Linked DNA regions of Mus musculus: regions 1, 2, 3, 4, 5 and 7 are each linked to region 6. The links are chromatin loops, found by intact Hi-C in ENCODE. Cell type or tissue: heart. All regions are shown on one strand. Links, peaks and the distances in the headings refer to the core of each region. The heading gives the core; the rest is flanking DNA. Region 1 has its middle 17 kb from the start of Gm41062. Region 2 holds the start of Map3k1 (mitogen-activated protein kinase kinase kinase 1). Region 3 overlaps Map3k1 (mitogen-activated protein kinase kinase kinase 1). Region 4 overlaps Gm15326 (predicted gene 15326). Region 5 holds the start of Gm15323 (a long non-coding RNA gene). Region 6 has its middle 10 kb from the start of Gm33849. Region 7 has its middle 29 kb from the start of Ankrd55.

Evidence for each region. Hi-C counts contacts between places; a loop is a spot of excess contacts. Peaks named below come from ENCODE experiments on the same cell type or tissue, not always from the same donor. Only the 100,000 strongest peaks of a DNase experiment are listed, where the experiment ranks them.
Region 1: a loop joins it to region 6, with 4 times the contacts of the local background. A loop is called at or near these places in 3 of 42 quality-filtered maps.
Region 2: a loop joins it to region 6, with 7 times the contacts of the local background. A loop is called at or near these places in 8 of 42 quality-filtered maps.
Region 3: a loop joins it to region 6, with 8 times the contacts of the local background. A loop is called at or near these places in 13 of 42 quality-filtered maps.
Region 4: a loop joins it to region 6, with 1.8 times the contacts of the local background. A loop is called at or near these places in 2 of 42 quality-filtered maps.
Region 5: a loop joins it to region 6, with 4 times the contacts of the local background. A loop is called at or near these places in 5 of 42 quality-filtered maps.
Region 7: it touches region 6 in a loop (2.9-fold over the local background); 5 of 42 quality-filtered maps call a loop at or near these places.

What each region holds. Positions count from the first base shown.
Region 1 is chr13:112,082,153-112,086,525 of GRCm38, forward strand. No RefSeq gene overlaps it. Among named protein-coding and RNA genes, the nearest start is that of Gm41062, 17 kb to the right of the region's middle. In heart, for the core only: no CTCF peak of the experiment used is centred there; a DNase peak (open chromatin) is centred at 2,579; H3K27ac peaks cover 1,244 bases.
Region 2 is chr13:111,805,008-111,809,380 of GRCm38, forward strand. Map3k1 (mitogen-activated protein kinase kinase kinase 1) reads right to left here and starts at 3,986. Exons shown (of 20, transcript NM_011945.3): 1 at 3,496-3,986. The coding sequence starts at 3,962. Gm15327 (a long non-coding RNA gene) reads left to right here and starts at 4,131. Exons shown (of 3, transcript XR_382912.2): 1 at 4,131-4,373. In heart, for the core only: CTCF peaks have their summits at 1,182 and 2,253; DNase peaks (open chromatin) are centred at 2,444, 2,874, 3,054, 3,954 and 1 weaker place; H3K4me3 peaks cover 2,273 bases; H3K27ac peaks cover 2,444 bases.
Region 3 is chr13:111,786,126-111,790,498 of GRCm38, forward strand. The region is part of intron 1 of Map3k1 (mitogen-activated protein kinase kinase kinase 1); the gene reads right to left. Among named protein-coding and RNA genes, the nearest start is that of Map3k1, 21 kb to the right of the region's middle. In heart, for the core only: CTCF peaks have their summits at 2,198 (motif pointing right) and 2,949 (motif pointing right); DNase peaks (open chromatin) are centred at 1,925, 2,266 and 3,075; H3K4me3 peaks cover 1,193 bases; H3K27ac peaks cover 1,577 bases.
Region 4 is chr13:111,869,809-111,874,181 of GRCm38, forward strand. It overlaps Gm15326 (predicted gene 15326), which reads left to right. Exons shown (of 3, transcript NR_130345.1): 2 at 119-306; 3 at 1,038-2,129. Among named protein-coding and RNA genes, the nearest start is that of Gm15326, 4.1 kb to the left of the region's middle. In heart, for the core only: no CTCF peak of the experiment used is centred there; no DNase peak of the experiment used is centred there; H3K4me3 peaks cover 386 bases; H3K27ac peaks cover 857 bases.
Region 5 is chr13:112,000,544-112,004,916 of GRCm38, forward strand. The region is part of intron 1 of Gm15322 (a long non-coding RNA gene); the gene reads left to right. It overlaps Gm15323 (a long non-coding RNA gene), which reads left to right and starts at 466. Exons shown (of 3, transcript XR_382920.1): 1 at 466-550. In heart, for the core only: a CTCF peak has its summit at 2,195; DNase peaks (open chromatin) are centred at 848, 2,448, 2,568 and 3,078; H3K27ac peaks cover 1,752 bases.
Region 6 is chr13:112,194,467-112,198,839 of GRCm38, forward strand. No RefSeq gene overlaps it. Among named protein-coding and RNA genes, the nearest start is that of Gm33849, 10 kb to the left of the region's middle. In heart, for the core only: a CTCF peak has its summit at 2,599 (motif pointing left); a DNase peak (open chromatin) is centred at 2,595; H3K4me3 peaks cover 625 bases; H3K27ac peaks cover 731 bases.
Region 7 is chr13:112,257,124-112,261,496 of GRCm38, forward strand. No RefSeq gene overlaps it. Among named protein-coding and RNA genes, the nearest start is that of Ankrd55, 29 kb to the right of the region's middle. In heart, for the core only: a CTCF peak has its summit at 2,496; a DNase peak (open chromatin) is centred at 2,468.

The DNA of each region.
Region 1 (4,373 bases), core at 150-4,149, 110 kb before region 6:
ACATTGGTTACCTCTCAGGCTTATGACCACACATTCTCCATATATTTTGAGCCAAGATGAAGGTGGGGCAGGGCTGGGGACTTGGTGCATGAATGTATTTGAGAAAAAGCTTGACTCTTGTGTCCTACTAAGGGCACAGGTGTGGCACAGGATTAGCATTGATCAATAGTTCTAAAGAGCAGATACTAAAGAATGCTCATTGCTAAGTAGGAACTGAAGTAGGCTGATGTGTTGAGTTAGAAGGGATCCTGGCATCTCATGGATAGCCAACCCAATCATGCCAGTCTCCTTGCCACTTTGCTGACTGTGAGAAATTAATTATTTTCCTTTCTTTATACCATTTTCACTTAATAATGTCTCCAACAAAGTTCCTTCTATTCTTACCATTCTGTGTGAAGGGCACAGGCATGGGGTACAAGGGCACATGGTTGTTATAGTGGGAATGAGAAGATTCATGTGCTAATCGAGTGTAGAGGACACTGAGTACCAGGAGGGAAGGGAGAGTCATAAGGTGTTTCCCAGGGGAAACCTGGGCTAACACCCACTAATGTGATTCCTTTCTGCCTGTTCCCTTCCACCCTCTACTGACTGGCTTTGTGTCAACTTGACACAAACTAGAGTCATCAGAGAAAAAGGAACCTCAGTTGAAGAAGTGCCTCCATAAAGTCCAGCTGTAAGGTGGTCATTGAGGAGGGCCTAGCCTATTGTAGTTGGTATCATCCCTGGGGTGATGGTCCTGGGTTCTACTAGAAAGCAGACTGTGCAAGCCATGGGGAAGCAAGCCAGTAAGCAGCACCCCTCCGTGGCCTCCGCATCAGTTCCTGCCTCCAGGTTCCTGCCCTGCTGAGTTCCAGTCCTGACTTCCTTTGGTGATGAACAGCAATGTGGAAGTGTAAGCTGAATAAACCCTTTCTTTCCCAACTTGCTTCTTGGCTATGATGTTTCGTTACAGCTATAGACAGCTTAACTAAGACACACCCCGAAGCTCTCTGATCACAGTCCAGGACTGAAGGCCTATTACTTTTCCCACTCTCTTTCTCACCATGTGGCTGAAGAGACCCAGAAAATTCAATGTTGAAGCTTTCAAAAAAAAAACAAAACCAAAAAACCCCACACTCAATAGTGGTGACACACAAAAAACCACTTTTCCTCCCCAATTGCATCTTTTGTGTGTGTGTGGGGGGGGTGGAGAAAACATGGAAAAATCCTTAGAGAATCAAGATATTCAGCCATTTAGAGAAACAGTTGAGCCAGGTGGTGATGGCATGAGCCTTTAGTTCCGGCAGTCAGGAGGCAGAGACAGGCAGATCTCTTGAGTTGGAAGCCAGCCTGGTCTACAGTGTGAGTTCCAGGGCAACCAGGGCTATATGGAGAAATCCTATCTCAAAACAAACAAACAAAAAAAAAAAACCCAAAAAAACAAAAAAAAACAAACCAAACAGAATAGAAAAGAAACGGGCTGGAGACTGTTTAGGAATACAGAGGGAGACAGAAAACCCAGAATGAAGCAGTGTGCACTTTCCTCAAGTTGGCCCGCGCTGGGCCTCGCCTTGGACTTCTGGTTCTGACTTTGAATTTCTGGACCTTACTGGGTGTTTGAGCCCCCCAGATCTCTCAAACAACCTCATGAACGCAGCGGGTGAAGTCTCTTCGTTAGGATTCTTACCTGAGGGAGCTCCAGCCTGTGTTCCCAGAGCTGCATGGTCCTTTTCAAATTGACAAACGGAGGAGATTTTTACTTTAGTTGCCTGAGATTTGTCTTCACAGTCACATCCCTGTCTGCTTCTCTGCTTCCTGTTGGCGTTGTTGTCCTGTAAGGCTCCTTGTGGGGATGAGGGTGGAAGCTTGAGCATGGCCGTTCACCTGGGCCTCGCACGAGGATGAGGGACGACGATGTTGTGCATACGTATTTGCATGGCACTGGTTCAGTAAAAACAGGTATTTCCTCTGACACTTCAAGACGTAGCTGCACTTTGTGATTCTTACTCTCATTTAGAAGTTCTAAATTCTTTGAAACACAAACCTCACAGTAGCTCTTCTTGTGTTTCTGCCTTCCTGCAATCTCATAGTTCTCTATACAATTTCTTCTATTCTGATATTCAAGAGCATCTACATATTGTACCTTTAATACCTGGCTATCTGAGTCTATGCTACAGTGAACACAAATGCACCCTAGGAAACAGGAAGTGGGAGAAACAGATAGCAAATCAGAGGCTAGTGAATGAAGTCCAAAGAAAGGCTTGAGAGAGCTGTTAAATTGCCTTCTTCTCACGAGTCCTACTGTCTATGGCACTCGGACAAAGATGAGGGGTCCTTAAGCTGGAGGAGTCAGAAGAGGAAATTCATTTTTTTTTTTAAATAAAAAAGGCGGAAAGGAAACACTGGTGTGGCTGGTTGAGAAGCTGAGTGATCTGCCAGCTTGGGCTGGAAGTGGGGGGTAAAGATGAGGTGACAGCAGGATGGGGAACAGGAAACCGAATTAAGGAAAACACGTGGTCTTCCAAAGAGGAAACAGCGGTCTGAAAAGAGATGGTAAAACCAGTCCTTCCAGGCTAATGCCTTTTGTATCCCTCCTCCCTACGGGAAGCTCAGCTGGAGGTCCGAGGAAGCTGAAAGAATACCATGGAAGCCCAGGTTACCTGCCAGGAGGAAGGAGGGCTGTGGGGAGAGCCGAAGGGCGGGGGACAGGGTCACGTTTTTCTTGGCATCGGGATACTTTCAAATGAGTTATTTTTTCAGAAGTTCCCAAGGAGGATCCCTTACCAGTTTCCAGCCTCCATTTGGGATTTGAAACCTCCAGGAAGCAAGGACCCTTCCCATGACCTCGCGTCTTCCTCTCTAAATTTAATTTGGACACTGAGGGAGAACTGGCAAGGCAGGGGCTGGAGCTTTGTGCAGTGCCTGCAAGTAGGGTCTCTCCCCAGTACTGGCAGGAACCAGTCCCGCTCTCAATTAAAGGCTGTTCTGGCAAGTGAGGGATATTGTTTGGGGTTTTGGCAAGTTGTTTAAAGATTTGGCTTGCGTGTTCTTTTCTTCTACGAAATAAGAAGTTTGGGCTGAAACAGTTTGGTTCTTAACTTTGAGGGAAGGTGGTCTGAGACCCTTTTAGGGAATATACTGAAGGCACATAAACTGGCTCCCACGGACAGTTTTCAGGGCTTCTGTTCTCTTTAGCACAGGATTTCCAGTGTCATTTTCCTTCTCAAAGAAAGCTTAAATGTCTTTAACTTTGGAACTCGGACTTTGAGGCATGGCAGGTGAGCAGACGTGTGTCCCTTCTATGCTGAAGGGTAGGTCTATAACAGTCCCAACAGTGCTCCCCCTCAGTCCCTGCAGTTAGAATAGCAGTACCACAGGGTGCACGTTCCCAGACAATCTTGGGTTGTCATGCTTTCTTTAAGCTGCAAGTTACTGATACTAAATCTGAATATTTCTACAGTCTTTGTCTTTTTTTTCCCCCAGAATCTATTTAAGTCTGTGAGATGAAAATTGGAAATGCAACTTCATATTCTCACGCTACCTATCTCCTGAGCCGGGCTCACAAGAAACATCCGCTCTGGAGTCGTTGAATTCAGAATTCAACCGGGTCCTACCGAAAGCCAATGAGCTCCAAAGGCTTGGTCAGGGTTCTCCATAGGGTCCCAGGGACAGATGAGCATGGTAGGATCTGTCTAGCCATCTTACTGGGTGTATACCAACCCAGTCTCATTTACAGAAGAGCAAAGAAATACTAGTGTACTCCTAAATGCTTCCAGTGGCAAAAGTCAGGTCAAAAGGCAGGATGTCTGCACTTGGTGTCTATTTATGGACTGTGAAGTTTAAACAGAGACCTCCATTTAGAATTCATCTGCCCATTAAAACTGCTTCCCAAGTTATTATCTGCAAGGAAGTGGACAACACTTGAATCTTTCTCTGTAGTGGGTTTGTGTGTGTGTAGATGTTTTGCACGAGTATAATTCACTGATCAATTTTACCTTGTCAAAACAGAAACTGTCTGTCAAATACAGGATGAGGCTCATTAGAGAGATGCAGACGATAGCACAGCAGAGGGGAGGATAAACCGACTTACTGCCCAGCAACAAGGAAACAAGAGATTATTCAGGGAGCAACTGGAAAGGACAGAAAATGATACAGGGGTCACGACAGACCCACATCTAGTGAACGATACGGCTATTCAGCAAATGATACTGAACGGGCAGAAAAAGTTTCTCAGTAATTGGTAGGTGATGGTAATACATGATCAAGGGCCTGACACTTGAGTAGTCAGCAAAATAAGCCCAGATCTGGTTTTTTCCCTTCTACGTGGCTGTGGTTTTCCCAGCTGGACATTTCTGACGATAGTATGTGTCCACCTAATGTAGAGACCTAATGTA
Region 2 (4,373 bases), core at 100-4,099, 390 kb before region 6:
GGCCAAGGAAGACGGCCAGTCTAAAGGATGCATGTGACACCCGTGATACAAACAAATCATCCTACGTTGAAAAGTGCAGGCACGGGGTCAGCAGTGCCCGCCATGGACCAAGACCTTCCCATTCACGCTTTCCCACTTCCTTTAACACAGCTTTCCCCTCAGCTCAGGGAAGCGCCCCGAGTGCAGAATGCAGAGGCAATACTAACTGCATTTTGGAACATCCCTCAGATTTCCTCAGAATAATCCATTCTCCCTGACGACTTCTTCCTTTGGAATTGGCCAGCAGGGTCAAGGACAGGGTAGCAGACTCCTCCTAGGCAAACTGTAGCCTCTCTCTCTCTCTCTCTCTCTCTCTCTCTCTCTCTCCCCCTTCCTCTGCACATTTTGCAAGCTTCAGGCCCACACGTCAGTGACCATTTCCACAACATGCAACACTTGGAGAGGAACAGAAGCATCAATCAATGGGGCTCCTTCCTGTTTGCCTATCTCACAAAATGGAGTCATTATAGTGTATTGGAAATCACATATTAAGGAATGTTGGTTAACCAGTCACTCTTGCCAAGATCAGATATGAAGAGAAAACAAAAGCTGGCAACCACTCTAGCTCTGATATTTCTCTTCCAGAATCCTATTTAATAAGGTTAATCTTTTAAAAATACAGTAGTTTCCTTACCCAGTTTAAAACAAAACCTGGAGAGAAACCCTAAGTCCCAGAGCTCAGGAATTCACTCAGGGCTAACTTCCGGGGCTACATCTATGATGTTAGAGAATCACCAACTCACAGTTTGAAAGGACTTATTTTTAGGTTTATTATTAATGTTTTTATGCCTTCCCTCTAGCAAATGATCAGTGAGTGGTATTTTTAGCTTAACAGCTTCTAAAAGGAAGTGAAACTGAGGCCCGAGCAGCAGAGGTGGCTTATGAAATATCGCTAGTTTTAAACGAGGCTAACACTAACAGGCCCAGCATAGCTTGCTCTTTCACGGGGCAGCAAAGTGATTGATAGTTTGGTTGAAACTACAAAAATAGGACAGAGTAATTATATCTGCCAACCTCACAACAGCCTGTTCAATGCAGAGCAGCACTGTAATTTTTCTTCAAAGACAGTCACTAGGAAGGAAAAGCCCCCTATTCTGTGGCATAAGGGAAAAAAAAAAATCCCAAACCCTTGGGCGCCACTTACAGGACAAACTTTCACTGGCTTGAGTTATTTTACTGAAGGAGAGAGGGCAGACATACATGCAATCTTTGACTTTAATGAATTTCCCATAGCTTATCTTTTTATAAATGTGTATTTTCTAAACATTCAATTTCTACATCCAACGTTTAGAAACTGGATTAAAAAAAACAAAAAACAAACAAACAAAAAAAAAAAACAAAAGAAAAATACGTTAGGTCTTTAGACATGCAGAGGGGTCTTTGGCTCTCTACTACTACTGAAAACAAACCGAAAATATCAGCATTAGATCTTCCTCTTCAAAGCATGAACGTGCGCTACTTGAAAAGGGAACCACATTGTTCAACTGAGATTCTACATGCCGTATAATCATTTCCCCGAGATTTTAAATGAGAAAATAATAAAACATCACAACAGGAAACCCAAAACACAACAACATTTCTGGATAACCCCTTCTTCATGATATAAGTTTTAGACCCGCAGATTTGAAATGAATTTCAAACCAGTTACAAAAACTGGAGGCGGGGTGTGTGTGTGTGTGGGGGGGGGGGGTGTTAGTATTATTTCAAAAGGATTGACAATCGATATTTTACAGCAAATGAAACTATCACATATAACATTTGAGGTGCACCAACAGAATTCTAGCTAGCAGTATTTATTTTAAAGACAGCTTTTACAATTATAAGCCACTGCTTAAAGAGATAAAGAGAGAGAGAGAAGAATGCGCAAAAATCAAGCAGATTACTCAGGTATTCAATTCTACCTGCCCTCACCTTGGTCCTCTGATTTCTAGAGGCAACACTAAAGTTCTATATGTCATTTTTGCAGTTGCTGCTCATGGTATATTCATAGGTGGTTATATTGACTTTATAAATGCTTAAGTGTGGCCAACTGTATTATCATATAGAAAAAAAAATCAGGTCTCACAGGACTAGATAAAATTAATTCCTCAAAGTTTGAGTTACTGTTTTTTCTTTCATCTGTAGTTGATCTGTAGTAAGAGTTGCCACCTAAGAATTATTCTGGTTAGTTTTAATCTAATCTGCACAGAAACAGGAAACCCTAGAGGAAGATACGTGTACAAGTGCACACAGGGCACACACACAGAAAAGCTGCATCGGGGCTGCTTACTGCCTACCTTCCTCCCAATCCTGCCACAGCCAGGGGTCAACACACTTTTTACTACTGGGCTTGGGGGTTGGGAGGAGGGAAAACGACCTCCAAGTAATAAACGGACCGTGATTTTAAACAATCCAGAGCACAAAAGGGGGTCAAATTACTTAGATAACTAACCGAAACCAAGGATTCCTACTGTCAGATTCGACACACAATAAAACACTCTCCACCCACAGTAAACGTCAAGAAATTCTACGGGGGGCCACAGGGTGACGATGACGAAAACATATCCAGCAACTTCACACATCCATCAAGATTTTATGCTTTTGTGTATTTTCATCAGATTTTTTTTTTAAGTATCATATACTTAAAAGAATTTCCTCTAACAGAAAACTTTCCAGTAGCCAAAACAGGGCGAGGCCAAAGAGCCGTTGGTGTAAACTATCTTACGCACATCCTACTTCTGGTGCACCGGAAGACCCCTGCGAGCAAAGCGGCAGCCCCGCACCGTCCCTGTCCCCGCCACGCAGCGGGGCTGCGGGGCGCAGTCCCCACAGCTTTGAAGCTGAATGGCTGACACATCCGGTCCTGGATCCCACAGCATTCCGCCAAAAGCTAACTTCAAAGCCGGATTCAAACTCCCAGCACCGGGCGCTCTAGCCCCCGAGGTGCGGGAGGAATTCCCAAGGACACGCAGCGAGGGCAGCCACGGAGTCCCCGCAGACCCGGCCGCCCCGCGAGCCCGCAGCGTCCGCCTGCGTCGCTTTGACAGGCGCCCCCCCCCCCCGCAGTCCCCGGAATCCCCCGGCCGCCCGGGGCGCGCCGCCGGAGCCCGGCCCGGTACCTGCCCGCGGGCGCGCGTCCCCGTGGGGCCGAGGGGCTCTAGGCTGTCACAGCGCGCAGACCCACCGCCGTCACCTTCGCGCTCCGAGCCCCCCAAACTCACTTCGCGCCGCGGGGGCTCTCAGGACCCGGCCCGGGGAGCCCCGCACCTTCGCGGCTTCCACGCCTGTCACATGTCCGCAAACAATAACAAACTCTCCCGCACGTTCCCGTCCCGTCCCCACGCCGTCCCGGGCGCCGCCCGACCTTCAGGGCTCGGGGACGCGGGCTCCCCCCCCACCCCCAACGAGCGGAGCCCCGGGAGCAGCGCGCCCCGCTCGCTTCATTCATTGCCCGCCCGGCCCCGGCCCGCCGCTCACCCGGAGGGGGCCGCTGCAGAGGGCGGCTCGGCCCCCGCGGGGCTCCGGGCGCCGCTGTCCCGCGCGGCCGCCAGCTCGGCAGAGTGGGAGCCGCAGCGACTCGCCGCTCCCGGGGGTGGCGGTCCCGCCGCGGGCTGGAAGCGACTCGCTCCTGCAGCCGCGTCCGCGGGCTCCGGCGACGGGGAAGTAGATGGGCAGGGCGGCGAGGCGGCGGCGAGGAAGAGCGGCTGCTCCGGCAGCTGGTCCAGCTCCACACTCCGCACTTTGCGCAGCTGCCGCCGCCGCCAGTCCGCGCGCTCGCGGCCCGCGCTGCCAGGCTCCCGCAGCAGCCCCGCCGCGCCCGCTGCGGGCGCGCCGCTTCCCTGGAGAGCTCCTCCTCCTCCGCCGCCGCCGCCCGCCTCGGGACTCGCCGCCGCGGCGCCCGGGAATCCCGACGACGAGGCGCGATCGCCCGCCGCCGCCGCCATTTTCTCTCGCGGGCTACATTCGCTCGTGCCTGCGGGGGAGGGAGGGGGCGGGGAGAGCGCGGGGGGCGGGCGGAGCGGCGGGCGGGTGGGCGGGCGCGCGCTGCTGCCGAGGGCGCGGGCGCGGGCGCGAGCGGGGCCGCGCCTCCCGGCCGGGGCCCGGGAGCGCGGAGCGGCGGGCGGGCGCGCGGCGCAGGTGGGAGGGCAGGGGCAATGCGGGGAACCGGGCGCCGGGCGTTGTGCGCTGCAACCAGGCCGCCGCCAGGTAGTGCGAGACCGGGCGGGGCAGCGGCTCGGCGGGAGCTCGCCCACCCTTGAGCAAGCAGTAATCCGAGCGTGAGTCCCTGGTTCTGGAAGGGGACGCAAGCCGGAGGACTCACGGTCTGTCACTTCACGCGTTTAGTAGCGGTTGCT
Region 3 (4,373 bases), core at 218-4,217, 410 kb before region 6:
GCAATACTTACTATTGCATACATGAAAGCACCAAATAGAACCATTACCCACCCCACTGCCGCCTTTTCCCATCGGGTTCGGAAGGTAATACTTGGCTAGAAACATGAAGAACATGAAGACTATGGTGGAGGCTCTTCTGGGCTCAGGAGTCAGGGATTGGGTCTGTTCAGTGTGGGTACTAGGATCATATAATTTCTGTCAAATGACAGGTGCAATTTCCCTACGGCACGAGGACACGGCATCAGAAACAAAGCTTCCTAGAGCAACCTTGGTGACCAGCATATTTAAACGTGGGACTCTTACATGATCTCCATCTGGTCAGAAGCTATGTGGATCACACACGCTCTGTGATAACACGGCCCGGGAAGACACTCAATGCTTGATGATTTTAAGAACAGTACTAACTTAGTTACTAGGCATGGGCATCGTTTCAAAGCTCTCTTAGAGACATCTAAAGCTGTTAAGAACATTCAAGCTGTTAAGTAGCGAGTGCAAAGCATGGGTTTCCAGGCTGTTTTACACGAAAACATTACTGTTGCGGTCTCATAGAAGATTAACTGCATCATCAATGTCATCCCTTAAAAGACACAGAGCCACTCTCCATATTGGCGTGCAGGGAACTGGAGAGCATCAGGGGCTGGAGGGGGGCTAGGAGCGCCTGCCCAGGCTTGGTGGCAGTGCAGCCACAGTGACATCCTACACTGAGGTCCAACTCTCTAGCACAGGCCTCTTTGTGGGCACCTGGCCTACTTTGCCAAGAACCGGGGATAACATTACCAGAAATGCTTAATTTGTATCAACTCATGAAATTATGGCTTATTTCTCACTTTTGGACAGGGTCGCATATATCAGTTAAAACCCACTGTGACCAAGGATGGCCTCGAGCTGCCTGCCTGCCCAGCTTTCCCTTCCAAGTGCTGGGATCATCGCTACCCCTGGCTCACATTAGCTTCTGAGGGCTAATCTGAAAGTATAACTTTTGCCATAACCGAGTATTTTATAATTTTAAAACCATCTTCTCATGACTATTAGCTATTCGGTCAGTTAATATTCATTATTTAGGCATCTGTCATTTCAAGATATATCTTAAGCTCAAACAACAACAAAACAAATGACTGGACTCCTGTGAATTACACTTGGTGCTTCTGACTTCACACACACACAACACACACACACACACACACACACACACATTCTATACCACGTTCTAACTCCTTAAAGTTGTGGGTTTAAAAGATTTATTTGTGTGTGTGTATGTGCGTGCGTGTGTGTGTGTGTGTGTGTGTGTGTCTGCATGTGTCTGAGTACTGCCCATGGAGGCCAGAAGAGAGTGTCAGATCTCTCAGAACCCAAGTTACAGATGGCTGTGAGCTGCCATCTTGGTGTTGGGACCCAAACCCAGGTCCTCTGCAAGAGCAAAAATGCTTGTCACAGCTGAGCCATCTCGCCAGCCCCTGTAGTTGTATTAATTAGTTCATGATCTTGATATAAATCCTTTTACAGGCTGTATAATACAGAGGAACATGTCGCAAGTACGGATCAATTCAGCCCGTAGGTTACATATCCCTTAAAAATTACCAGATGCTTGTATAGTTCAGCAAAGTGGAAAATCTAAGATACATGCCAAGTAATTAATTAAGCCATGTTACCAAAAGTGTATCAACCCTCTAAAAATCATGACTACAAAATTATGAAATAGCATTCCTTAGCTAAGACGCTGGCATGTTTGCTAAGCGTCCATGTCTCAGCTTCTCAGCAGAGAGCACACTATTTATTATTAAAACCCTGAGACTGAAAAGGCCCAGGTGGATCGCACTCCTCCGTAGGTCTGGATTTGCAGGTGGATCCCAGGAATCCCTGCAGTGACAGGATCATCTCAGTAACAGGATCATCTCAGTAGCAGCCCCACCCCTGAGAGTGCAGCTCCCAGTAGATCATGGCCCCAGCCACATGCCATATGTCACTCTCCCTAGTCACTCTTTAGAATAGTTCTCTTCTTCTCTGCCAATGTGTCCATCATGAGACGAGCCAGTTGGTTGGGACACTGAAACGTGCAAAGTGCTGTTTAGATGGTGTTAGGAGCATCCTGGCTGCCGGCTGCCCCTTTACTGCAAGATGAACCAACTAGAGCTGACTGCCTTGTCTGGAAAACCCGAAGGTCACAGGAAGGGAAGGGGATCAGGAAAAACGACGCTTTGCTCGGTAGGGGGCGCTCTTTCCTTAAAAATGTAATTTAGACGATTATTAATAGCAAAGGTAGCCTGCCCACAAATCACTTCGAACAGAAGCAGCACTCACTCTGACATCCTGCCCCAAATATAGCTGGAGTCAAGGTCTTCCTAAGTATGCCTTCCTCACCTCAGGGGCACCCTGAAGCCGTCCTAAGTGCCAGTGTCTTTTCACTTTTGATGACTCAGCAGGATCACACTTCTATGGCTTTACGCTGGCAGGGCTTGACTCATGACTGTCGGGTGCGTGCTTCTAAACCTCCCGTCGGAACCACTTTCCAGTTTTAACAACAACCGTGTACTGGGCGAGAGTGTGACAGAAACTATTATTCCCACTAAACCAACAGCGACTCCTTCGTGAGCACGCGGGTCAGCCAATGCTCTCTGTCAGGAACAGCAATCTCACTTAACTCTCAGTCAGGCTGATAACGGACGACACAGTTCTAAGCCTCAAGACTTTCAAACTGAAACATGAAAACCACTTGGCAGTGTTCTGATAGAACCTGAGTTTTCCTAGCACGAGGGAAGGGAGAACAAAAGCTAACCCTACCATGCTCTCCCGAGGTGTGTCCCCCCAGGACTGGTGCCCGTGCTCCCTTCATGCAGTGCTCCCTGGGGCACGGCGGACTTTTTTTTTTAATTGGAATTATTCCTTTGAAGGGAGAGTGTTTTGCCTGCATGTCCATAGGCGCATCCGGAGTGTGCTTAAGTACCGGAGGAGGTCAGAAGAGGGTACTGGAGTTACAGTTAACTGGGACCGGAGTGAATCAACAGTGCTCTTAACTGATGAGCGGCCCATCTAGACCCCCTCAGCCCCACCCCTTTTATCAGCCTATGGGCTCACATTTCCAAGGCCCTATGGTCAGTCACCCCATACTGCCCTAGACACTAACTGAGCTCCCCTCAGGCTACAGCCCCTGTAACAGTGCAGAGAACCTTCCTCCAGCCTCCTCAGCACACAGCTCCTCACTCGTCTGTCTGTCCCTACCACCAGACTGGGAATGAAGACAGAAGTGGGTTTCAAGTCTACTATCACTGTCTTACTAGAAAGGTTGGCACAAGGGATGGACTAGGCAAGTACATGCTGAGTAGGGTGGACTGTCCTCCTCGGACTGGGTCTACCTGAGGGCAAGATTTGTCTTACTCAGCTTTCAGTTTACAAGCAGTGCTAACGGATGCCCCTGGTATTTGCAGATGCTTGTGAAGGAAAAAAAAATGCCCTTCCTTCCTGTAGGAGCCTCCGAACCAAAAAGATCCTTCTCTGGTAGAAACATCTGCTGTGCCCTGAGGGGCGCTGCATGGAGAAGGGAGGTCAGATGCTAGGCAAGAGGTTTAAAGAGACAGAATTTGGCCCCAGGAAAACACCAAGGCAGGATTAGCAAGAAACCACCCTGAGTCCAGATCATTTGTCCTTAGTCAGGGGGCTTTCCCATTGCTTGAAACTTGCCCATGTGATCTAGTTAATTTGATTTTCCTGAAGTTAGTGACAAAACACAGCCCCGAGGAAGATCCAAGAGTCTGTGTCGGGGAGGCGGACAGCTGTGCCGTCTCAGCCAAGCAACCTGGGAGGCAGTGGAGAACTAAGGCAGTCAGGGGGGTGGTGTCCAGGGATGGCAAGTGCAGGAACTGCGAACCCAGACACAGGGTAAGATAGAGCTGGCAGGAAGCAAGCAATGCTGTCTGCACATAGTAACTGTATGGGTGGTGGGCTTTCTTATGACATTTCATACATGTGTGTAATATACTCTGATGTCCACCACTACCCTCCCGATACCTCATCCCACTGGCCCCCTTCCTATCAAATAGTCCTCTTTCTACTTTGGGGCCCGTGTGTGTATGTCACTCACACACACACACACACACACACACACACACACACACACACAATTCCACAGAAGAGAGAAAATATGCCGTATTTATCTGAGTCCTGCTTACTTTAACATCTGTGCATTTTCCTGCAGACAGCATGGCTCCGTTTTTCTGTGTCCGAATAGAATTGCCTTGCGTATGCTGACAGCACGCTTTCTTTACCTCGTCATCCACGGATGGGCGCCTAAACTGGCTGTCTACCTTGCAGAGAGTGTAGATAACTCTGCTGTATTCTGACTTAAGACTCTTTAGGAATCTGCTGGGGGTGGGACAGCT
Region 4 (4,373 bases), core at 258-4,257, 320 kb before region 6:
CACTTGGCGGGGCGGGGGAGCCTATAGTGTCTCTTTCCGAGATGTACTCCAACACTTGGCAGGGTGAGGTGTTCCTAGCAGGTGCTGGCTTTGCTATAAATGGACAATTTATAAACAGGGCTGACAACTGGGAAAACAGAGCCATGGAGAAGGCCGGCATTCCAGGGGCCAGCGGTGATTTCCTATCAGACGGTCCTCAGCATGGAATTATTGATAGCTGTGATGCCGAAAGGGAGCCAGTTGGCTAATGCCTGGAAGGGCTGAACCCCCGCTCACGGATGATCTGCTGCAAGATATCTTAACTAGGTCAGTGCAAATTAGCTTCTTCAGCTTCGTGGTTCCTTAATGAGCAGTTTAATCACGAAGTCTTTTCTTCCCTCCTCAGCCTTGCCTGAATTTAACTCTCTTCCCGCTCTGACACAGGAATGGAGCAAGTGGGAAAGTCTGTCTGAATAGATAAGGCGGCCCAGTGGGTGGGAGAGGAGGGGACTCAGCAAAGCTTCTAGCACACAAGGCCAACGCACAATCTGCTCACGGCAGAGTCAGGCATGTAACCCAGGGTAGTGGTTTTGAGCCTGTATCCAAGGGAAATGGCAGGCATACGGGGTGTTCTGTGCACTGAGGCCTGGGGCAGAAGCAGAGATGGATAGCCGAGGTTTCTAATTTCTCTTTTGCTGGTCGTCCAGAGCTACCAGCTACCAAGCCACTTTCAAGCACCCTCCCTCCCCCGCCCCCCAGCAAGACTGCTCTCAAAGTATTCTTCTGGGTGCATCCGTACAATGTCTGCTCTTCCTCTTATTAGTATTGCTGTTCCTCCCACTGTTCCTATTTGAGCCTGTTCCTCCCTGTGGCGGTGCTTCACAGGCCTGTACAGAGTGTTGGGTGGCTTGCTGTATACCCATCACAGCCTTGTATGGGTGTACAAGGAGCAGAGTGGCCATACCTGTTTGCTCTGTGTGAGTGGTTTTTCCAGGAGACATCCATTTGGCTGGGACTTGACTTTTCTCCCAACCACACCCTCTTGTTTTCTTCTTCAGACTGAAGCCCTGACTCCGCAAGGAACTCAGACTGCCTTAGGAGGAGAGAAAACTTCATGAGCCCGAGGCAGAGCTATGGAAACATATGCATACCCCAGCCCAGAGGTTGGACTAGATGGCCTGGCTGTCGGAACACAAGGCATGAGACTTTGAGGGAATCCGGAGTGGGACTGTGAGGGGCCACACAAGCAAAACACTTTCAAATCAGGAGGAGCTGATAGCAAATCACCACTGGCCCCTGGGATACTGGCGTTCCCCACTTTCAAACACTAAAGGAGACAAAGACATTTGCTCTTGGTTAGAAGGCCAGGAGTACAGATTCCCAGGGATCTGCCACGCCTCCGGAAATCTCAGGTTCGGAAACAGTGGTGAACACTGGAGAACTCTCACCAAGCGTCTACTATTTGCAAAGGACCCTACTAGGCAAGGAGAGAAAGGAAGGATATGGATGCCAAGCAGAAGTTTATGATGGGGATAGGGATACACCATAGATGAGGGCAATAGAGTATGGTGAAGCCACAGACAACAAGAGAATGTTCTAGATGTGCCCCAGAAAGTCAGGGCTGGCACTGGTTTGGAATGACTAGAGAGGAACACATGAGCAAAATAGGGCCTTACAGGGTGGACATTTTGAGTACAGTAATTGGAAATGTGTGAGAGAGATCGTTGCATGAAGGAGATTCTATGCTGGGAGCCATGGCGGGGGGTGGTCTTTGAGCTTTGCAGGTAACGGTAGAAGGAACGCACACATCTGATGGCTCGGAGGGGTGTGCAGTTCACCTAACTAGACGCTTCCTTTCAGGAAACGGGGACTAAGAAGGCAGTGGTCAGGAGCCTAAGACAGCAAGAAGAGCCATCACTGTGGGAGGTGTTCATAAAGTCTAACTTTTGTATGGCTGAGGCTGGTTGGCAGAGGTTCTTTGTTAGCGGTATGCTCTGTAGCACGCTAGTCGAGTCCTCTATCCTTCGCGTCCTCCTTCCTCGTTCGCAGTCCTGTTTGCCAACTGTCTGAACCAGGGCTGCACAAATTTCTGCGTGTGGACTTTCCCCACAAACAGAGCCAAAGTAAAACAAAAGAAGATACGTTTTTCCAAAGTTCACCGCTTGACTCTCACCCCCCCCCCGACCGCCCCCGCAGCTCATAACTAACTCAGACGGTCATTTCTGAGCCCTGGGACATCTGTTCAATTTAACAGTCTGCCGAAGCAGAGCCATAGATTGGGGTGGGTAGGGTGGCTGCTGACTAGGGAGCCATCATGCACCAAGAGCCCTGGGTGGAACTTCCTTTCCTGTCACAGAGTGCCATTCTCTCCCACCTCAGTGTATGGCCCGCGAACAAACAGTTCGGGCATGAACTGGGAGGTAGTTAAAAGCACAAGGCCTTGTCTATGTGTTTTGCAATATCGCACGCGAGTCGCATGCACTTGGAGTTTGCAAAGCACCCCTCTCAGTCCAGCTGTGTGGAAGTCTCACCTGTGGTGCTTTTAAAACATTCCCAGACAGACTGCTTTCCCCGGCAGAGAAAGTCACAGTCTCTACGGGTAGAGACAGGCAACTGTCGCTTATAAAGAAAACTTTCAAAATGATTCTAGGGGCAGCCTGAACTGAGAGCCTGGGTAGCCTCTGCGCTTCCAAGGTATTGACTTTCGCTCCCGCCGAAAGACAAGTGATGTCCACAGCTGTGGTAATGGGTGCTTATTCTGCATTCTGGCCAAGAAGTGCCTGGCAAAGAGCAGATGTTCAACTATTGTTGTAGGATTCTCCCCAAAGTGGCCAGATGACAGTTTGCTTAAAAGCTTCCTGGTTGAGTTCTTTGTGGCTTTGGAGGGAGCCTTCTTCCGAGAGGCATCTCTTGGTTTTTCGAGATAGGGTTTCTCTGTGTAGCCCTGGCTCTCCTGGAACTCACTCTGTAGACCAGGCTGCCTTCGATCTCAGAAATTTGCCTGCCTCTGTCTCCCAAGGGCTGGGGTTAAAGGCATGCGCCACCACTGCCCGGCCGAAGCATATCTTTTAAGATGGTTATCTTTGCTCCTAACCTTCTTCTTATTAAAGGAGGTAACACATGTCCCTAGGGTAGGGGGTAGGCTTGCTCCCTATCTATAGCAGAGGCATGCTAAAGAATTCAGAGTATTGATTTTGTACATAAATGCTCACTTTGTGGAGATACAAAAGAGTTGTCAAGCAGGTTTCCGTTAACCCTTAGTCTGGGGTGGATATAGATGCTAAGACTTGGTTTTGCATGGTTGTTTCAATACATTTTCTTTCCTTCTGTGGCTTGTCTGTTACTTGGTACCCAGGAGCTAAATCTTGAGGCCAACTATGAATTCCCTCAGTACCATGAGCTTTGCTACAGCATTAAGGCCCACAGAGCCAGCCTCCGAGCTGGTTCTGCTAAAGGGCTATTAGCACCTCACTTTCTTCTTGCTTTATACCTGGATGGCTATCTATGGATTTGTGGATGCAGAGGTGCCTAACTATGGTTGTATACACAGCCACTTTCTCCTGTTCCTTACGACTTTTTATTCTTTTAGAATTGAGTTTCAATCACAGCCTGCTTGTCTGGACCCATTAAGCCTTTCTAGAGACTTCTTGTGTAGGTTAGGGTCTTCAGGAACCTCCAGGAATTGCTGTGCTGAGGTTTGCCTGTTCCAGGTGCTGTGAGCAATGAATTCAGATCAACACTGAACTTGGTGTTATCTGAACCCTCTGCACCTTGAAGAGACAGCTGGCGACTCCATTGGAGGCCCCCATTTTACATGGTCCCCTTGGCATCTCACTCGCTTGAGTTTCTCTTCTCTGCCTTTGGTTTGTCATCAATGTCTCAGGGTAACTCACTGCTCCCCCTCCCAGCCAAAGTTCTGCAGCACCAGCCCTTGGTCATATGAACCACTGGGCCAAGGCCATCATAACCATCATTCTCTTTTATTTTTATTTTTAACTTTTTTTGAACATTTAAAAAAATTGGATATTTTATTTATTTACATTTCAAATGTTATCTCCTTTCCCGGTTTCCCCTCTGCAAACCCTCTATCCCCCTCCTCCTGCTTCTATGAGGTTGCTCCCCCATCCACCCACCCACTCTGCTCACTGCCCTAGCATTCCTCTACACTGGGACATCAAGCCTTCACAGGACCAAGGGCCTCCCCTCCCACTGAGGCAAGATAAGGGCCCCCTTCAGCTCCTTCAGTCCTTCCCCTAACTCCTCCATGTGCTCAGTCCAGTGGTTGGCTGTGAGCATCTGCATCTGTATTAGGACAATCATTCTTAAAAGCAATCATATATCATCATCATCATCAATTATTTTGTCAAGAAGCAAACAGACTTGGAGATGAACCA
Region 5 (4,373 bases), core at 224-4,223, 190 kb before region 6:
CACTCGAGTCCAGTTTCCTGAGAGACTCCAGACGTGGCACTTAACCCCTCTGGGGTTTAATTTTCTCATTAAGAACACGTGGGAAATGCTGTATTTAACTTGCAGATTTGCAGAGAGAACAAAAGAGACACCACAGTTTCACCCTTCTCCCTTTCTGAGGATCTCCCAACCCCCCACCCCCCACCCCCAACTCAAAGGTCCTAACAGAATGGAGGGAAGGAAGGCAGTCTATACCTAGGGCCTCAGGTCTTCCTGTTGTATTTTTAAAGAGGAACTATAAGCTAGCAATGTTGTGGTGGTGGTGGTGGTGGTGGTGGCTGTTGCTTGTTTTTGCTTTCTTTGCTTTACCTCAGAGTAAAAGCCTCTGAGGTCACCGATATCCATTTGTGAGTTAACAAAGCAAGGCATGCATTTCCCAGTTGCCGGCAAAACAATCAGTTGTCATAAATTACCACAACCAATTAACTGCCTTCCGGACATTGGGCCTTTGCCACGTGGAATGAGAAACCAATATCCTCAGGATACTCATTTGATAGAAACGATAGAAATGGTAAGGACAGTATTCACACCCTGGATGTTTGGTTGTCATCTCTGAGGTCACTTGTGACCACACCGTGAGCTGCCTGCTTAGGCTGTTTGTGGTAAAGCTAAGCTGGCCAGGCTCTGAGAGCCCTTTCTACTCAGTGAGAGACCAGTTAGGCTCTGAGTTTCGGGAGGATGGAAACGGGAAGAGACAAAGATGCTGCCGTTGGCTGTAGGGCTGTGGTGTGAAGGGGCTTTCTGTAGCAGCTGTTGTTTCTGTTTCCGTGGCAACCAGCAGAGAAATAGCCGCACCCAGTGCAGGTGCACAAGAGTTGAACGCAGGCCGGTTTCCTCCAAACAGCCCTGGCAAGCCAGAGTTGATGACCTCGCGCTCCTCCCAGGATACAAGCTGAAAGTTTCAATGTGTGGACACATGGATGCGTGGAAACTCTGAATTCCAGGGGCTTTGATGACAAGATCTGTGGCAGTGCCCCAGGGGTTGCCGTCCCTGTTGGCTCAGCTAAGCGGAGCCCAGCTTGGACGGACCTCCAGGGTCTGTCGCCTGGCTTGGCTCAACCTTCCTGCCTCTGGTAGCTACATCTCAAAGTCCACTGTTGCTGGGCCAGAACTGAGACTCACAACTCCCTCCTCAGCCTGGATGAGAAGCGGGCTGCCAACAGTGACTATCTCAGGGGTCTTGGTGCTTGTCTTTACCTAGCAACTCTGCTAAGCGTATACACCTAGGCTCTCCCTGGGCAAGAGCCCTGCCTCTGGCAGACACAGGTTCAGAACTCAGTCTCCACCCCCACGACTTTCTTACATGCCTTTTTCTCACTGCTACTGCAACCAAGACATCACAGATGCAGCAAGCCCCACCCCGGGACCTTGCATGCGCCTAGCCTATTTCTCTGCCTGGGTTGTTTTTCCTCTGTGTCTTTTCCTTTTGTTCTTCAGTCTCCTCAGCTGTCGGTCCCATTTGTGAGGATTTTCCTGACTGGATGTGAAAAATGCCATTCCCATTCCCAATCTCCACCATTTTCTAGCACCCTGCTTAATTGTTTCTTCATGTCTTACATGATGATGATACACACACACACACACACACACACACACACACACGGACATACACAATGATATCAAAATATCAGCCTCAGAAGCCAGGGAATTCGGTTTCTTCTTGAAGCCGCAGTGTCTAAAATTTCTTGTCCTATATAACAGTGAGCACTTAGCAGATGTAAGTTGCATACGTGACTGACTCACCAGAATGGGAGAAAAGATGTATGCACATATACTTAAATATGCATTAAGGGTATATTTTCATATATTTGGTCATCTTTACACCTGGCTGTCTCTTTGAGCACTTTTGGTCTGTTTCTGGCAGGAGCCTTTTCTGTGGTGTTTCTAGACAGCCACACCCCTGCAGCACTAGTCCTATCCAGTGGACATGGTAGAACTCTCTTGGGGCATTGACTTGGATACAAGGGTTGGTATGGGGGACTCTGGAGGCTTTTTTTTGAGGGAGCCTGTTATTAACATCTTGCCCTTCCTGAGGGCTGTGTTTATATTTATTGAGTGTGGGTGACAGAGGCAGGGTGTGTGGTAGAAACAGCCGCTCTTGAGATGGGAAACGGACAGGAAGTAATTGGAATCATTATTATCTGTGGGTCTGGTGTTCCTAGCTGCCCACTGAGCGGCAAGAGAGAGGCGCCCTGGGAAGGGAAGCACTTTCAGTCATGACACACTCACGTGGCCTGGCAGCTTCCTGCCAGATGGTAGTTGTCCCCGGTGACACTCTGCATTTTTCTTTAAAACACACTGTAGAGATAAGAGTTGCTTTTGACGAATGTGAGAAAACTATGCATTGGGGGAAACATGGAGAGGCTGCCAGCAGCCAGAAAGCTGCAGTGTGAAATCTCCTTAGAGAACCCCTTGCGAGTCGGCTGGCCACACAGGCCGCATGTGGATCCCTCCCACACCCTCCAGAACACCTGACAGGACCAGGGTCTCTGTGCAATGAGAAGAGACGCTCCCACCCAATTAGAAAGAGACTGCTCAAAGGAAAGAAAAGGTTTGCACAGCTAACACAACACAGGGCGTGCCAAAATCATCCCGCCCTAATTCTCCTGTCAGCAGAGTCACTTTCCTAAAGAGTCAGTGACTCGTGACTCGCTCACTATATGCCACATCCCCCACCCCACCTCACTGTGCACTTCCACCCCACTCAGGACCTCTGCCCACAGAGCTTGTTTTTTTTTTTTTTTTTTTGTATTACTCAGGAAGGGTATTCCCCAAGGATGACATCTCAGAAATCCCATCCAGAGCACAATGACCTGTACTCTGCGATGGCCACAAATGTCATATTGCTGATCTCGCTTCGTACAACACACACGGCAGCTGCTGGCCCTTAAAGGAGGAGTCAGCGGGGGCTCTGAGACCCCCATGTCCGAAGCTGATTTAAGAGCAGGGAAAGAAACGAATTCCATCTGATGTCTTTACCCCAGAGATTGTTCAACATCCTTCCTAGGGCAGGAAGAGCAGGTGACTGGGACATTGGATGCTTGGCAAGCTGGTGGCCTTCCTGCTCTGGCATGCTCTGCTGGGATTTTCATGTACAGAGAATGACCTTTGCAAACACACAACGAGCTTTGCAGAGATGGCCAAACCCTGGCCACCCTCAGCAAGCTCAACTCCGAAAGAGCTCCTTTTGCTTTTTCCGACAGAACTGAACAACCAGGAAGAAAGGCTTAAAAACAAAACAACAACAACACAAAAAACCAAAACAGTCACCAAAGATCTTGGTCCAGTTTTAGAGCTCTCTCCCTGACCCAGAGAAGAAATCGGGAACAAATAGTGAGAGGATATCAGATGGCATGCAGCTTGCATGCCTAATAGGTGTCCTGGTGGAGATGCTGCAGGGCAGGGACCCTCTGGGCTCCCTGGCCTGACACATTACATGAAGACTCAGAGATTTGGAGATGAGAGACGAGAAAGAGCAAGTTGCTTGGGCCATTGTATGCAGTAAAAACTCTCTACCCCTCGAAGTTCTTTTGACCACACCCACTGAACTCTGATGTTCAGAGGTCATCTTCTATCTTGTCTCCCTCTTTGAAGGAAACCTGTGTCTTCAAGCAGCTCTAGGCATAGGTTGTCTCTAATGAATATAGTACAAGGGAAGACTGGGGCTTAGACAGACATGGTCTGATTCCTCTGACTGTCACTCAAACCCGACAATGGCTCCCCATCTAAAAGTTTCAGTTCCTTGATGTTGAAGAGGTGTGTGGGGGAGGGTGTTTTATACGACACAGGATGATAATGCTTCCCCTTCAGAGTCATAGACCAGTTAACAAAAACCCAGTGCTAAACATGGTAAGCTTCACTTCCAGTTGTTGGTCAGAGACATCCAAACAGTATAGACTGTTGTTGTTGTTGTCGTCATCTTTGGTGCCTCCTAGAACCTGAAGGTAAGACCCATGGTTGAAGACACTGCATGTTCAGACCCCAGGCTTGGAGTGATCAAGATGGAACCAATCTGAAAGCCTTCTCCCTGAGAACTAGCTCCCATAGTGTCCAAGGGTGCTATGCAAGCTACCAGGGAAGACCAGCAATGACCAGCCCAAGGAGAACCCCAATAGTGCAATGGTGGCACTCGTTGCTCAGGGGTAACCAACAGCTCTCTCACTGGGCTTAGGCCTGCTTAACAGGATGGAACTCACACGTGGTACAGTCAGCTTAGCCAAATATGCATAGCTAGAGAGGTCACTGGCCCCAGAGGAGAACCTGCTACCCCTATTTTTTGAAAACCAACATTATTTCTTAGTTGGGGTTTCTATTGCTGTGTCCATGACAACTCT
Region 6 (4,373 bases), core at 130-4,129:
ATCATTTGAAAACATGCATTCCTTCTGCAGCTTGGCCCTTTCCAGTTCATAGCTCTTTGTTTACCTGTGTTCTCATGTGTCCTTTAGTGTTAGGATTACCGTAGCCACCAAGACCTAATCTCAGGGAGACTACCACCCCATAGTCCAAGAATTCTTTTACTCTGCTAAAAAAAAAAAAAACAAAAAACCCGCAACTGACTGGGTCTGCTCTGCTCTGTGTAACCTGTGTTCAAGGGCTGTGTACTAGAAAGGCCCCATTCATAGCCTTTCATAATTGCTGGTGACCAGATGACCTCCGTCCATGGAAAATGAGAATAATTTGAGAACAGCTTTGTGAAATGCACGGGCCCCGACCTCAGCCAGTCTTTATGGGCTGAATTGTCTTCCTCGGATTCCCATGTTAAGGCCGTAATCCCTGGTGAGAAGGCTGTGGAGAGCTTTAAGGAGCAGTGGGTGTTACAGATGTCGGCAGGAATGTGGTTCTAATCCAGAAGCTCTGGAGAAAGGGAAGAGGAGAAAAGTGAGGAGAAGGACGAGGAGAGAGAAGAAAAGATCAGACTCTGCAGGCATATACCGAGAAAAGGCCATGAGGCATCGAACTGGTGCCAATCCATGAAGAGAAGTGTCAGAAAAAACTGACCTTGGCCTCCGGACTCCAGAACAGTGAAAACCTACTTTCTGTTGTGTTAGTTGACCGTGGTCCCAAACAGTCTCACAGGAAGATCCAGCTTAAGCTGGATCACTTCCAAAGTGTGGTCTTGAATGCCCAAGTAGGGGTGTATGTGTGTGTGTGTATATACAAGCACATGTATGCATGATACACATGTCTGTGAAGCACACATTGAGGGAAGAGATTATATTCTGCTCTAAAGCACACTCCTACATTTATTGCTCATTCATAGACAGTAGGTTTTCAGTAGCTTGATGGCCTTGGTTTAGTCAGTTGTGAAAGGACAGGTTCCGGCCCAAGACAAAGTTCTCAGCGCGAAGAAGCTGTATTTACTGAAAAGGAACAAAGGTCAGAGAATCAGAGACAAAGACAGGAGATAGAGGATGAGAGAGAAGGGGAAAGGACCAAGGGGGTGGGGGAGGGATATTTGTCCCCAAAGGACAAAGGACTTTCTCTGGATAGAGAGGAGACAGATCTGGCCCGTAGGCATATGGCGGCATAGGATGATGTGTTTAATTTTGATTGGACATGTTAATCACAGCAACCAAAAAGAGGCTTTTGAATGCCAGACTTCAGTACTATGCTAGCTGGACATTGGTAGTCAGCCTCAGGAGGAGACAGTGCCCAAATGAGGAAAGTGACTTTGGTGGCTAGCTTTAGGAATGTAATCTAAGAGATTTTAGCAAGGAAAAGGAGATGGGGAGGGGGAAGTGCAAGGCCACGTTTGTGATGCGTGGGTCCGCTAGAGCCCCTTTAGGCTCAAAAGATGAACAGAGCAGATTCTTGAATATAACGTTTCCTGGCCCAGAGTCTGGTGATGCCTGCAGCCTTTATAGGAAGATTCTCCATGATTTTGGGTAACTTGGGCTAAAACGTAAGACATACTATGAATTGCTCTCACATAAAGGGTAACGACAGAATCATTCATTTGGTTGAAACAGACGTGATTAGTGCTTGGAGCAGTTGGAAGGGGAACTCTTTCCTGTTTCTCTTTTATTTTAAAATATATTATACGCTGTTCATTTACTGGGAACTAATCTTCTAGCATATTTAAAGACTCCCTAACCACTGGAGGAGGGTACTACGCTGCCTTCTAACCTCAAGACACTGAACACATTCTTCTAACTCTGTGTATCAGGTTCCCAATCTGTAAAATGGGCCTGGTCATGGTACTCAAGTCTGAGATTGCTGTGGTGGTTAAATCAAACATTACACCCAAAATCCATAAATCAATGTCAGGCAGAGATTAGAAGCTTAATCGTTGACAGGTATGTGGGCACTGTATCAATACTGTTATTTTAGTGGTCATTTTATGGATCTAAACGCTAAATTTAAACTTACTCAAAGACATTGCCTAAAGTCACTCGGCTCACCAGTGTTACATTCAGGATTCAACTCCAGATCCATCCACCTGACACCAAAAGTCTAAGATTAGAATCATCCAACAGGTCCTCCGCTTTTCCAGCCAAAGAGATCCGACCCGCACACTCCTACAAACAGCTGGAAAGCATTCAGCGAGAAGAATTCTTAAGTTACTCTAAGGAGACTTGTTCCTTCCAGGCTGACATCTCTGCCCGACCTGAGCCATCAAACCCTTTCTTTGCCTTTCGCAGAGGCTCCTTTTTCTTCCTCCGTACTGATTCTGGGAAGGAAGAGCCGGCAACGAGATGAAAAGGGCAAATAAACACGTCCTGTGAGGATCCTATGAAAGGGGATTTTTGTTTTCCACTAGATACTGATAAAAAGATCAGACAGTCGTTTTGATGTTCCTCTCCCATAGTTAGGACTAGATTAAAGTGCGTGCATGACTCATGGAAATGACCCAGGCAGGAAAAAGGAGTCGCCTTGCTTTTTTGGATCTCTGGCCACGGTTTTTCCCCCGTGGGACCAAAACCAGCAGGGGTGGGCGGGTCCTGCGCCACCTGCTGTCAGCGGGCTGCGGAAACAAAGCTGGCTTAGGAATTTTCAGAACTTGGGGGAGTCTGGGAGAATGAGATTCGTTGGCCCCTCCTAGGGCTGCCATGTACCCCTTCTAAAAGAATTTTCTGCAATCAGTTTGTAAGCTTCTCGTCTACATTTTATCAGTTTTAACTTCCAAGTCTACCTTCACAGCAGGCTAGTCAATCCAGAAGGATGGACACACGCTTCAAAGATGCCCGCTATGATCCTGCCTCCTAGTTCAAGCCAGCTAGCAGGTTTGGGTTTGTATGTCCAACAGCTAAATCTCTGTTCCTTTATTGTTGTTACTGCTCTGTTGGAATCTGTCTAGTTTGTTTGGTTTTGTTGCTGTTTATTCAAAGACTGAAGGGTGGGGGGATCATCAGATTTCTCAGTCTGTGTTGCCCTGAGCCTCTGCCTGCAGAGACTTCCCCTCAGTCAGGAGTCATTCATTGGATGGCCTGAAAAGCCCAGGCTTGAACTCTGCTTACTCCCAGTGGATCTATTTCTGAATGTCCTTTCCTTGTTCACTCTGTTTTTCCCACTGTGGATTTGACATCTTGGAGGATCAGGTCGATCTGGAGTGCACCAGGCTGCCAGGCCAACTGGAGACCGTGCATAAGCTCAGGGGGCAGCCCCGACTCGGTTTGGACCATTTGAAGCCAGAAGCAGAAAATATCTGAGAATTCTGGATCTTTGAGAATCTTTGAGAGAAACCAAAAATAGTAGATCTCCTTCTTTGGTAGCGAAATGATTCGGTATTCAAAAGTTTGGACTAATTTGAATTTTCAAAGCAGTCAGTATAGACCTAAAGGAAACCCACGTGGGGTAGCATGCAGCTTGCCTGCTGCTAACGTGACCTTTCGGGTAAATTATACATCAGAGCCTAGTTCTTCCTACTTATTTCCTCTTCTCGTTGAACAGACAGCTGGATGCTATTTCTCAGGCTAACTTGCAGTTAGACTACAGAGAGAAGCCATAGACTCCATAGCCAGGCTCCTCCTCCATTTCCCCCACATACCTCTTCTCTGCCAGCCCAGGGATCAGACGCTGTAAGGATTTGGAGGAGAATCCCCCCCAGCTCACACCCACAGAGCCTCCAATTGTGCTCCAGTGAGAGACAGAAATCCTCTGGGATTTGGGGACCATTTATTTACAGCTATTAGCTGAACTGGATTCATGTAACATGTTGGGAACTTCCTTCTCCTTGTATATAAATAATGCTTTTAAGTCCATTTGATCTTTTAGTAGCGAAACTTCAAAAATAAGGAAAAAGCATGTTTTCCTCAGGCTGATAAGGTTAAGGAGGAGATAATGGTGATCTCTTCATATCCAAATTGTTTTCAATAAGCAATTTTACTGCTAAAGAAGACAGTTGTTGCATGGTATAAAAGCACTCTGGCCACCAAGACAGGACAAGTTAAAGATGTCTGGGCACGAGTCACACATTTGGCTGCGTCTCCAACAGCAGTCTTTCCTGTTGGGGTTTGACCCAAAGTCCTCTCACTTCTTCGTAGCTCGAATGCCCGGGTGCGGAGTAGAAGTTATACTGCTCCCTTGACCTCTTCTGAAATCTGTCTCTCTAACTTCTAGGTTCTTTAAAACTCCCTTCTACAGCATTTATTCCCACAGTGGAACACGGCGTTAGAACATTTTAAACATTCCATCTAAAATAATTTTCCCTCTTGGAAATGTGAATAATTTCTAAATGAGTAAGATGCATGGAGAGTGGATCCAGAGAAAACTGCAGAATGCAGTCTTCTGA
Region 7 (4,373 bases), core at 295-4,294, 63 kb after region 6:
ACGACTCATGCATAAGACACCAAAATACATGTGCTCTGTGGAGTGCAATTCAGCCATAGAAATAATGTAATCTTGTCATTTGCAAGAAAATAGGTGAAACCAGAAATCATTGTGCTAAGTGGAAAAAAAGAAAAAGAAAGCAGGCACAGAAAGGTAAGTACCTCAGTTAGCTTAGGGTGGCTTAGGATGTGAGGACCGAAGTGCACGGACCCAATCCTTCTGTTTACTGCTCTTCCTGTGGGTGCAGTAGTAGTAGTAGTAGCAGCAGGGGCAGCAGCAGCAGCAGCAGTTGGCTCCAGCTTTCAGAGACCCCAGAACCAGCCTTTTCATGCCCCTCTGAGAAGCCAGCCTTAGATTGGTGATTCCAGAAAGCTTTACTCAGCCCTGGATTATCCTCAGAGCAACAACTCCACCTCTTGACTTCTGTTTCTCCAGGCCTTCACTGGTCGTTGATTTCTTCGTTAATTCTTTTCCTAAAGCTAACTTCAAGTCCCATAGATCAGTTTGAAGTACTCAGCTCAGCAGACAGGCATCATCACACACACCTTTAATTCCAGCACTCAGGAGGTAGATGCAGGTAGATTTCTAAATTAGAGGACAGCCTGGTCTCCATAGTGAGTTCCAGGCCAGCCAGGGCTACATAAAGAGAGCCAATGAGTTGCCATCTGTATTTGGCCATCTTCCCAAAACACCCAGAACACCACCAGGTCTATAATGTCTTTCAAATCACTTAATTACAACAATAAAAATGTAGATTAAAATGCTCCCTGTGAATAAAATGCTCTAAACATTACACTCCAGCAGACTCGTTGACCATGTCTCCCAGCAACTTTGAAGGAGCGGCAAGGATGATCATCTATGCCTGTGAAACTGTCTCCCCTAAGCAAAGCTGATTTTATGGGTTTAAATTCTTGCGTTGTACAAACATGAGCAAACATACATTGTTCAATGGTCCCTGATGTGACACAAAGGAGAAAGATAGCCACTCTTTCCTTCTGATGGTGTCCCTCAACTTCACTCCCCCCCCCACACCACACACACACACACACACGCACACGCACACACACACACACACGCACACGCACACACACACACACACGCACACGCACACGCGCACGCGCACGCGCACACGCACACATACACACACTTTGTAGAAACAATAATGCCTCTTTCTAAAGAGGTTTGAGATTTTTCTCAAGGTCTAAGATTAGGATTAGAAAGGGAAGGAGGTCACGTGGCTTTGTGGGCCATTTAGCACCATCGCCTAACCATTAAAAATTCTACAGGAAATTTTGACTTAATGTCTTCTTTGCCCTTGACAGGAAAATCACTTTGGGGGATTCTTGACTATAGTTTCTAGACCGATTTATCCTGGAAGATCCTTTTGATTCTCAGAGATTACCCCTCCTCTTTCACAGATGCCTTCTGGGCTGAGCAGCTAATGTATGTCGTCATCGATGTGCACGCAGATGTTTCGCAACCAGCTTTCAAACACTGCGGTTTATATCTAGAATCTAGAAAGCCGCCCCCCACCTCCTCCCAAAGACCTGTGTACTAAAGACTTAGTCAACTTGGCATTACTGGGAGATGACAAACGTTTTAAGAGGCCTAGTAGGAGGTTGTGTAGTCCTTGGGGCCCTCCTCTCTGCCTCTTCCTTTTCTACCACATTCTGACCACATGGTCAACAGTTGCTTTACCACGGCACCGTGATATGATTCTACCTTGCCTTGTTACACAAGTTCACATGCAATAGGACCAAGTAGTACCTCCAACCCCATGGCCAAAGCAAACCTTTCCTCTTTGTAAATTTGAACGTCTTTGGGTATTTTGTTGTAGTGACAGAAAGCTGGTTAACACAGGAGGAAGGTCCTGGCTTTCCACACTTGCACATTTTTATGGCCCTAACAATCCTAACAATGGATCCTGTCCATCTATCTATCCCCGTGATATCCCTTAGGTAGGCTGCAGAAAGAGATATATAGAGTTGGTTATCACAAGCTTATTCTGACCTGGATGCTTATAAACACTTATGAGCCAATTACACCCACCAATATCACTTAAGCAATGTGTTCAGGGTACCATGGAGATAAGGATTTAGGAAGCTAGGCTGGAGTCCTCCGTTCCAGGTGTTTGCACGCTTAAGCCAAGGAGATGATTTTTCTGTGTCCATGACTGCTCAGTGTCCTTGAGAGCCCTGTATCCACAATCTACAGAGGTACATGGGATAGGACGAGAACAAGTGGACAAAACTCAAAACTCTCAGTGTTTTAAAGTTGAAACCAATCTCCTCGCCAAGGCCCATGAGATCAGACACTTCTTTCTTCCCAGGCATCGGCTCTACCTGGTCAGAAATGTAAACTCCAAGAGAATTTAAACTGGCTTTCTGACTGTAGAGGGTTTGCAAGTTTGAGAAATTAAAGACAGAGCTAGCTATAGGCAAAGCCTGGATGCTCTCTGAGATGAAGCACCTCTGACCCCAACTGGCTGCTGCAGTGCACTGCATCTCTAGATGGCCAAGTCTCAGTGTGTAACCTGAAGGGCTGGATCTAGCCTGTGCACACCTTGACTTGGTTTTGTTATTGTTGATGATGATGTTATTGCTGCTGTTACTGTTGTTGCTGTTGTTGTTGTTGCTGTTGTTGCTGCTGCTGCTGTTATTGTTGCTGCTATTGTTGTACTTCTCAGGGTGGCAAACAATTCTGCTGCACTATACAGAAATGATCCAAGAGAAAGTGTGCTTGGTTTTCCATTTCTCACTCTCTGGTCCTTTTGCTGCCAAAACCCTAGATCCTCCTTCTCTGTTTAAGTCCTTCCTGAAGATTTCAGTGCTGGACATGAAATTTTGCCCACCAAGTTATTGGTCAGAGGGGCCCTGGAGGGATCCAGAACTATGTAGGCTGTTGTTTGATCTTGGTTGCCAACATAACTAAGTGGGGTTCAGGGGGAAGTTCTTTTGCTGAATACACCATACACTTTAGTTGAAAGACATCAAGAATTCAATCTCAAACTTATCAGGAAGTTCTCTTCCTGCTGGCTAGTTTTCATGGTGCTGGAGGGTGTTGGGAAGTTGGCTCAGGAAGAGAAAACAGTGGTCTTACCCACATGCTATGTGGTGTTACCCACATAACAACCTGCCAGCGCATTGTGCCCACTGATACATAATAGTTGTAGTGGTAACCAATCATGTTCTGATTGGATTTGAGACCTATTTCACTGGAGGGACTTCATATCTGGCACTGTAAACTGAGTTAAAAACTATGACTAGAGAGATCTAGATAGTTCCAGTTTTAGACGAGGGACTTAATGGTGTTTCCTGAAATGGTAATGTGTCAAGCTGCCTTCTCACTATTTATATTTACACTCATAGATTGTGCTGCTCTCAAGCTAGGTCAGAGAAGTTTCTTTTTGCCCTGATGCAAAGACTCAGATCTTGTAGAAGTGCTGTGAACAAGTGAGTGTGAGAATTCAGCAGTAGATGGTTCTTCTATATCACCTCTACTCACTCTCATCCAAGGCTCAAGGAAGACATGACAGACGAAGGTACGGGAAGAATGTAAGAGCTGTAGAATAAGGAGGGGCACTACGTTCCGTGAAGTGCTGCGTTCCTAACATAACAGAGTTGTTGCACACCTATTAACTCACAGCATCTCTGGCTGGCTACACAAGACCTGTATAAGATCAAGCCAGTCAAAGTCCCAGCATGGATGGAGAGGGGGTTACATGATGGAACTAACATTCCATTTCTAACATCGAAGCCACTGACAGATGATGGCTGTTGAGAGACAGAGTCACATTTGTGGGGGAAATGTAGCCAATAATAGATTGCCTGTGTCCTACTTTATGTCCCCATGCTTAGGCACTAATTGACGCTAGGGAGTTAGTTACTAGTAACATTAGTATTTATAATTAAAGAAGGCATGAAATTGGGAGGAGGGTGGGCTGGTGGCGTTCTGAGGTAGTTTGAGAGAAGTATTGAAGAGTGGATATGATTACAGTACATTGAATACATATATACGTTTTTCAAAGATTTAATACTATATCTCCTTCCACCACCTATTCTGTGACATCGTCACCCAAGGCACATACTTTCTTCTGATGTCCATGGTGAAGCTAAACCACTAAACAGCAACCAAGCAGGCCTGGGTCAGGCACTGACTCTCCAAAGGGGGCTAAAGCTTTCAGTGAAGTCTGAGGCCACAGAGCGCCGTATGGAGTTAGGATGCTCCATCTATGGGTGTGCTCAGCATCCGACCCATCCATCCAGTCTGGTGTTTCTATGACATCTCTCGCCCTGGTGCTCATGGTGCTGGTTCATCTCAGCTCTCCTCCCTCTGCCTCTCCTAAGTGCTGGGATCCCAGGCCGCCAACCTCA